Regions from separate parts of the Homo sapiens genome. Here region 2 is linked to region 1. The links are chromatin contacts, found by Hi-C in ENCODE. All regions are on one chromosome and are shown on one strand. Each heading gives the region's core, a stretch centred on a gene start or an enhancer-like site at or near the end of the contact. The rest is flanking DNA. Distances are from core to core; before and after follow the strand shown. Region 1 has its middle 76 kb from the start of MIR3147HG. Region 2 holds the start of MIR3147HG (MIR3147 host gene).

Region 1 (2,700 bases), core at 83-2,582:
CCTGGTACATAGTAGGTGCTCAGGAAATACTTGCCCCATGAATCCATGTATGGTTTCTTTCAAATGTTCCTCAATGCTGCAGTGAATAAAATACAAATTCATTTTAAGGCATTCGTACATTCCCAGTGACTTTGTGGCTTGATCTTCTTTTCTGTCAATGACTAAGACTACCTTCGTATATTGAGAGGAGGCGAAGCATCATCTGTACTGAGCAAGTGAGGACTCAGAAGGCCTAGAATGGAGGCAGGGGTGTCTTAATGCAGATTGGCAGTGGGGTCTTATGGAAGAGCAGGGGCATGAAGTGAGCTTCTTGTGCAAGTGGCACCCTCTCTCTGTGCCTCAGTTTCCACATCTATAACATGGAGATTGTAACAGAACTTACCTTATAGAAGGTTCTCAACTTCGGTGCTACTGACATTTGGGGCTGGATAATTCTCTGCTGTGCGGGTTGTCCGGTGCACTGTAGGGCATTGAGCAGCATCCCTGGCCTCCACCCATCAGATGCCAGTACCTTCTCCCCAGTTGTGATAACCCCAAATGTCCCCACATATAGCCTAATGTCCCCTGTGGGGGCAAAATCACCCCTAGCCAAGAACCACTGCCTGCTCGGATGATCCGGGTGCTTGTGGTAAAACCCGGCACAGGCTGGTGCTCAAGTTGTGCAGGGAATCGTAGCTGCTCCATGGTTAAGTGGCTGCCTGGCCCTGCCACTCCTTAGCAGATGGCCTTGGACCAGTGACTCCAGCTCTCTGAGCCTCAGCATCTTCATCTGTAAAATGAGATAATGATAGCACTTCATCTCTTGGGGCTGTCAGGAGGATTGAGTAGATTAATCCTGTGAAGTGCTCAGAAGCATGCTTGGCACACAGTGGGAATTTGGAGGCTGAGGCTGAGGCTGAGGCTGATGAAGGCTTCTGGGAATAGTGGGAGCTAGAGAAAGGGCTGTTTGCATCCTCACCTCTGCAAGTGCTACCTGAGGCCTCTGGCGTGTGTGCCCCTGCACAAATGGAGGACATGCAGGCACGGCTGCCCCCACCCAGGCAGGCAGCTGGCTCAGTCGTCTTCCTAGTTGTATTTTTCTCCTTCTCTGTGTCTCTTTTCTGTCTGTTTCTCTTTTAACTTTCTCTGTCTCTCTCCCTCCCTCTGTTTTCTTCTCTCTCCGTCTCTGTGTTTCTCTTTCTCACCCCCTGTCTCTCGCTCTCTCTCTCTCTCACTCTGCCTGTTTCTCTCTCCCTTTCTCTCTCTCCTCTGCCTGCCCGCCTCCCCTGGCCATCCTGCCTTGTGGCTCTGTCTCTCTGCAGTCAGCCCTTGTCCCCATGCCAGCACGTTATGTCCCTGGTCAGACCCAGATGTCAGGCAGGGCCTGGCGGGTGGCCATGGGATGCTGCCGGGCAGGCGGGAGGGAGTGCTCGGCTTCCCAGTCCCACTGTAGTGGCCGCATGCCTGCCGCCAGGCCTGGCCTGCCCAGGCTGGTAGCAAAGCTTCGCTTCTCCCAGCCTGGCCTCAGCTGGCTGGAGAGTGGACAGCGCTTGGTGGCTGCCTTCCCTGTGAGCCTGGGGCTGCAGGCCACTCATCTTTTCCCTTCCCCCACTTTGACCCCACAACCACAAAGACTTGGTCCCAGAGGGTAGACAGTATAGCATGGGGCCAAGTCTTGGCTGTGTGACCCAGGCAAGTCACCCAGCCTCTCTGAGTCTCCTTGTAAAACAAGGCCATTGAGGCACCTGCTTCTCAGGTCCGGAGGGGGCATCTACCCACAGTGGCTCACAGCACAGCAGGAGCGAGGCCCCAGTAGGAATTTGGTGTCACTGCAGTGTCTAGGCCAGCAGTCTTCAAGGAGGGGAGGCTGGCAGAGATGGGGGGATCTGGATGTCACAATGACAAGGGAGCATGGCTGACGAGCAGGCAGGGATGTGCCATGGGGGACTGCCAGGCAGGACAGCCCCACCCACAACACAAACAGTGCCCTGCTGAGAAACCCTCTCCAAGCCCAGCTGGTCTCAAGTCCCATCAGAGCTTAAATAAGTGGTTAAAAAAAGTCATATTTCTTGTTTGGTTTGTTTGTTTCTTCCCCCTGATTTTCAAAGCAAAGTAGTTTCCTTGAAGGACATTGGAAGGGTATTTGAGCTTCCTAGTTTAAAAACAGACTTTAGGATCTGACTGATGCGGGTCCAATCCAGCCGGGTGACCCTGGCCAGTGGCTTTGCTCTCTGACCCTCAGTTTCCTCATCTGCCAAATGAAAGTAAGGAATGAGAAGGTTGTGGAGATGAAGCAAAAGCATGTTTGTAAAGCACCCAGAATGAGATCTTGCCTGTTGTGGTAAATGCTCTATATTCAGTAGCCTTTCTTTCTTGTCTTTTTTTATTCTTATTTTAAATATAGGAGACACAGAAAAGTACAAGAAGAAAACTAAAAAGGTGACCCCGAGAGAACCATTCTAAGATGTCCATGGGAATTCAGCTCAGCTCATGTATTTATATTGAGATCCTACTGTTGTCTGCTTTTTCATTTTTCATGAAAATAAAACTTGACTCAAAGTTTCATTTAAAAATACTTTTGCTTATTACTATTATTTGAATACTTACACATTCAAAAGGTTCAAAAGGTGTCCATGGAGAAGTGAGGCAACCTCCCACTCGAGCCTCTGTTGATCAGTTTCTTGTGTTTTCTTCCTTCCCTGGGTCTAAGTCCTCTGCAGA
Region 2 (2,700 bases), core at 133-2,632, 76 kb after region 1:
GAGCCCAGATCGAGTCAGTCACTGCACTCCAGCCTGGGCTACAGAGTGAGACTCCGTGTCAAAAAAAGAAAAAAGAAAAATGGATTCAAAGAATTATCACTGTTAAGTTCCACCAGCAAATTATTAAACGTGGTTCCAAAGGGATATTTAAAAAGGGAAATTAAGTGTTTCCATGAAGGTCCTATTCACAGCAGAAACGCAGACACTGTTCATGACCTCACCACACAAACTTCCCTTATGTGTTGGGAGGGACCAAGGGGCTCTCTGGCCCTGCACCTGCGTTAATTACGGCCGGGAGGTCCACACTAGGACCCCAAGGTCTGGGAACCAGCCTGGATCGGGGGCAGAGAAGCGGTGGATGTGGCTCCCAAAGTGTCTTAGGGGCTCCCTTCCCTGTGGCTGTTTCCTGACTGGATGCAGCAGGGTCAGGCCTTTCGCTGTGACGTTTTCAACTCTTTGTCAGAGTGGCAGGAGCGTCCCTGTGAGAGGCCTGACCCAGGTGTGGGTCATGCAGCCAGCCCGGGGTCCAAGGGGCACTCCTGGGATGAACAGGAGGATTTGCGACAGCCTAGAGGATAGAGGAAATGGTGGCTTTGAAAAGGCAAGTGCTAGGTTATCAGGGAACGCATATATCCATTTCTGGCAGCGAACGGACGGTTTCAGACACTCACGAGGGAGCTTCCCGCGTAGGATGCCAAGAAGTCGGAGAACAGTCAGACACCTGGCGATTAGCCCGTCCTACGCAGGGACTACACTGCGCATGTTCAAAGGGGGCGTGTCAGGGGTGGGGCGAGACGGAGGGGCGGTGCCGAGGGGAGAGGCAGCGCAGAGGGAAGGAGCGGGGCGAGGAGAAGGGGCGGGGCGAGTACTGCTCCAAGATATGGCAACCGTGACAGCTTTGCGAGTAGCTCCAGGTCCCCTGCTGCTCCGTGAGAAATCAAACTTCTGGCAATGACGAAGCATGAAGCCAGCATCTCAGGGAGAGGTAGTGACATAATTACACGATAAGACAAGCCGCCTGGTCTCGCTGTCACTTGGCAGGCAAGAGAGGTTCGGGAACAACCAGGCTCCCCTTTGGCATGGCAGAACTGCTCTGGACTCGGGAAGGTGTGGATTGGAGGGCGGGAGCTACGCCTGGCATACTGGGACTTGTCATCTTTGATTAGCTTCCAGTTTTTTAATTGCAGGGCGACCGGATTACAATCCCAGCCAGCATGAACATGGGGCGGCGCGCAGTCCTGAAGGGGGAAGCCGGGCTGTGCCGGCCTGGCTCTGCCGGCCTGGCTCTGCATGCTGGGAGCTGTAGTCTCTTCACCGCTCCCGCCCGTTGTTTCAAGCGCTTCGGGACTGCAATCCCAGCATGCCCCGGTCTCAGGGGCGGGGCGCAGTTCTTGCGGGAGGAGCGGGGCGGTGCGCTCCTGGCCACGCAGGCTGGAAACTGTAGCTCTTAACGGTTCCCCGCCCGTTGGTGGCAAGGCGGCTGGACTAGAATCCTAGCAGGCGATATGCGAGAAGGCGGGCAGCCCAAGAGGGTTGGGCAGGGCAGTGTGGATCTCGCCGCTTCCACAGCGATGCTGGCTACTGATTTCGGACACCTCCTTGCCATGGGATGTGAGTCCGGAGAGGGACAGGAGGGGCAGGTCCGGGTTGGGCAGTGAGGAGGGTGTGACGCCGCGAAGTGCACCTCGCCCTTGTCCAACTCGGACGGGTGTGGTCCTCACCTCACTTCCCGCTGCTAGGCTGGGTTCCCTCTCCCACCTGCACCCGGGGTCTTTCCTGGACATCACGCCTCCTCCAGCCCAGGGAGCCACCTGCTTTCCTAAGCTGCTGTGGGAACTGGCCTGCGGTCCAGGCACTGTCCACTGTGCCGCTGCCCTCTTTTCTCTCCAGCCAGAGCGCAGTGCAGCCGCTATGGGGAGAAATCCGCCGCCCGGCCCGCCAGTGCACAAGTTCAGAGCTTTGCGTGGGGCAACATGCTCTGTGGCTTCATGAAAATGTCACCCTCACCAGCGCCTTTTTCGCGGATGTGGATGTTGAGGTGGCAGAGAGGGTCATTATTGGTTTACCCAGGAGATGCTAACAGCAGAAGAGAAAATCTCACATCCCAGGCGTGTGTCTCTGGTGCGCCATTTTCCCCCAACCCATTTGGTGGAAAGTTCCCCAAATAGCTACCTAAAGATGAAGATAGTTTAGGCATTTTACACGTGACATCATTGGCCTCATCTCAACCGAGGCCTGACTGGGCAGTGTCTCAAAGACACAATGGCAACCTGATTCTCAGGAACAGGTGGTGCTCCAGCTTTGTGTGAGCGACTTTCAAGGTATAGAGCACTTGGGGAGTCTTTGAAACTCCTCAGGCTTCACAACTTTGCTTTGAATGGAATGTTCATCACCCCCGGCACTCACGGAGGTACCTTTACTCTCTCGGGCTGATCTGTTTAATTTTTCTGTCCAGACAATGGAAACTTCTGGGAGCACTTCTGGTTTCGTGTAGCTTCCTAATAATTGATGTCCCTTAATTCCAGGTGTCCTCAGGGAAAGTTCCTTTGATTCTGGAATGGCTCCAGCTTTTATGCTTTTGTGTTTAATCCGTAAAAACCAAGGTGTTAATCTACATAAAAATAAGACCTTGTTCATATCACACATTCCAACAGGCTTCATTTCTGATTCCTGAATGCGGATTACTATTTTAAAAAAGCC

What was found. Hi-C counts contacts between places; a loop is a spot of excess contacts on that map. Pooled maps may share reads with other maps.
Region 2: a loop to region 1 is called in a map of heart left ventricle, with 15 times the contacts of the local background. The contact joins the promoter of MIR3147HG here to the enhancer-like site in region 1. A Hi-C loop is called at or near these places in 4 of 168 maps with a recorded cell type or tissue (heart left ventricle and heart right ventricle) and 5 of 50 pooled maps.

The regions. Positions count from the first base shown.
Region 1 is chr7:57,327,266-57,329,965 of GRCh38, forward strand. No RefSeq gene overlaps it. Among named protein-coding and RNA genes, the nearest start is that of MIR3147HG, 76 kb to the right of the region's middle. Within about 2 kb of position 1,333, at least 2 of the 41 ENCODE cell types and tissues checked have a DNase peak (open chromatin) inside an H3K27ac peak, as active enhancers do.
Region 2 is chr7:57,403,385-57,406,084 of GRCh38, forward strand. MIR3147HG (MIR3147 host gene) reads left to right here and starts at 1,383. Exons shown (of 3, transcript NR_120505.1): 1 at 1,383-1,611. MIR3147 (microRNA 3147) reads left to right here and starts at 1,641; the gene lies at 1,641-1,706. LOC105375299 (a long non-coding RNA gene) reads right to left here and starts at 735. Exons shown (of 2, transcript XR_927305.3): 1 at 672-735.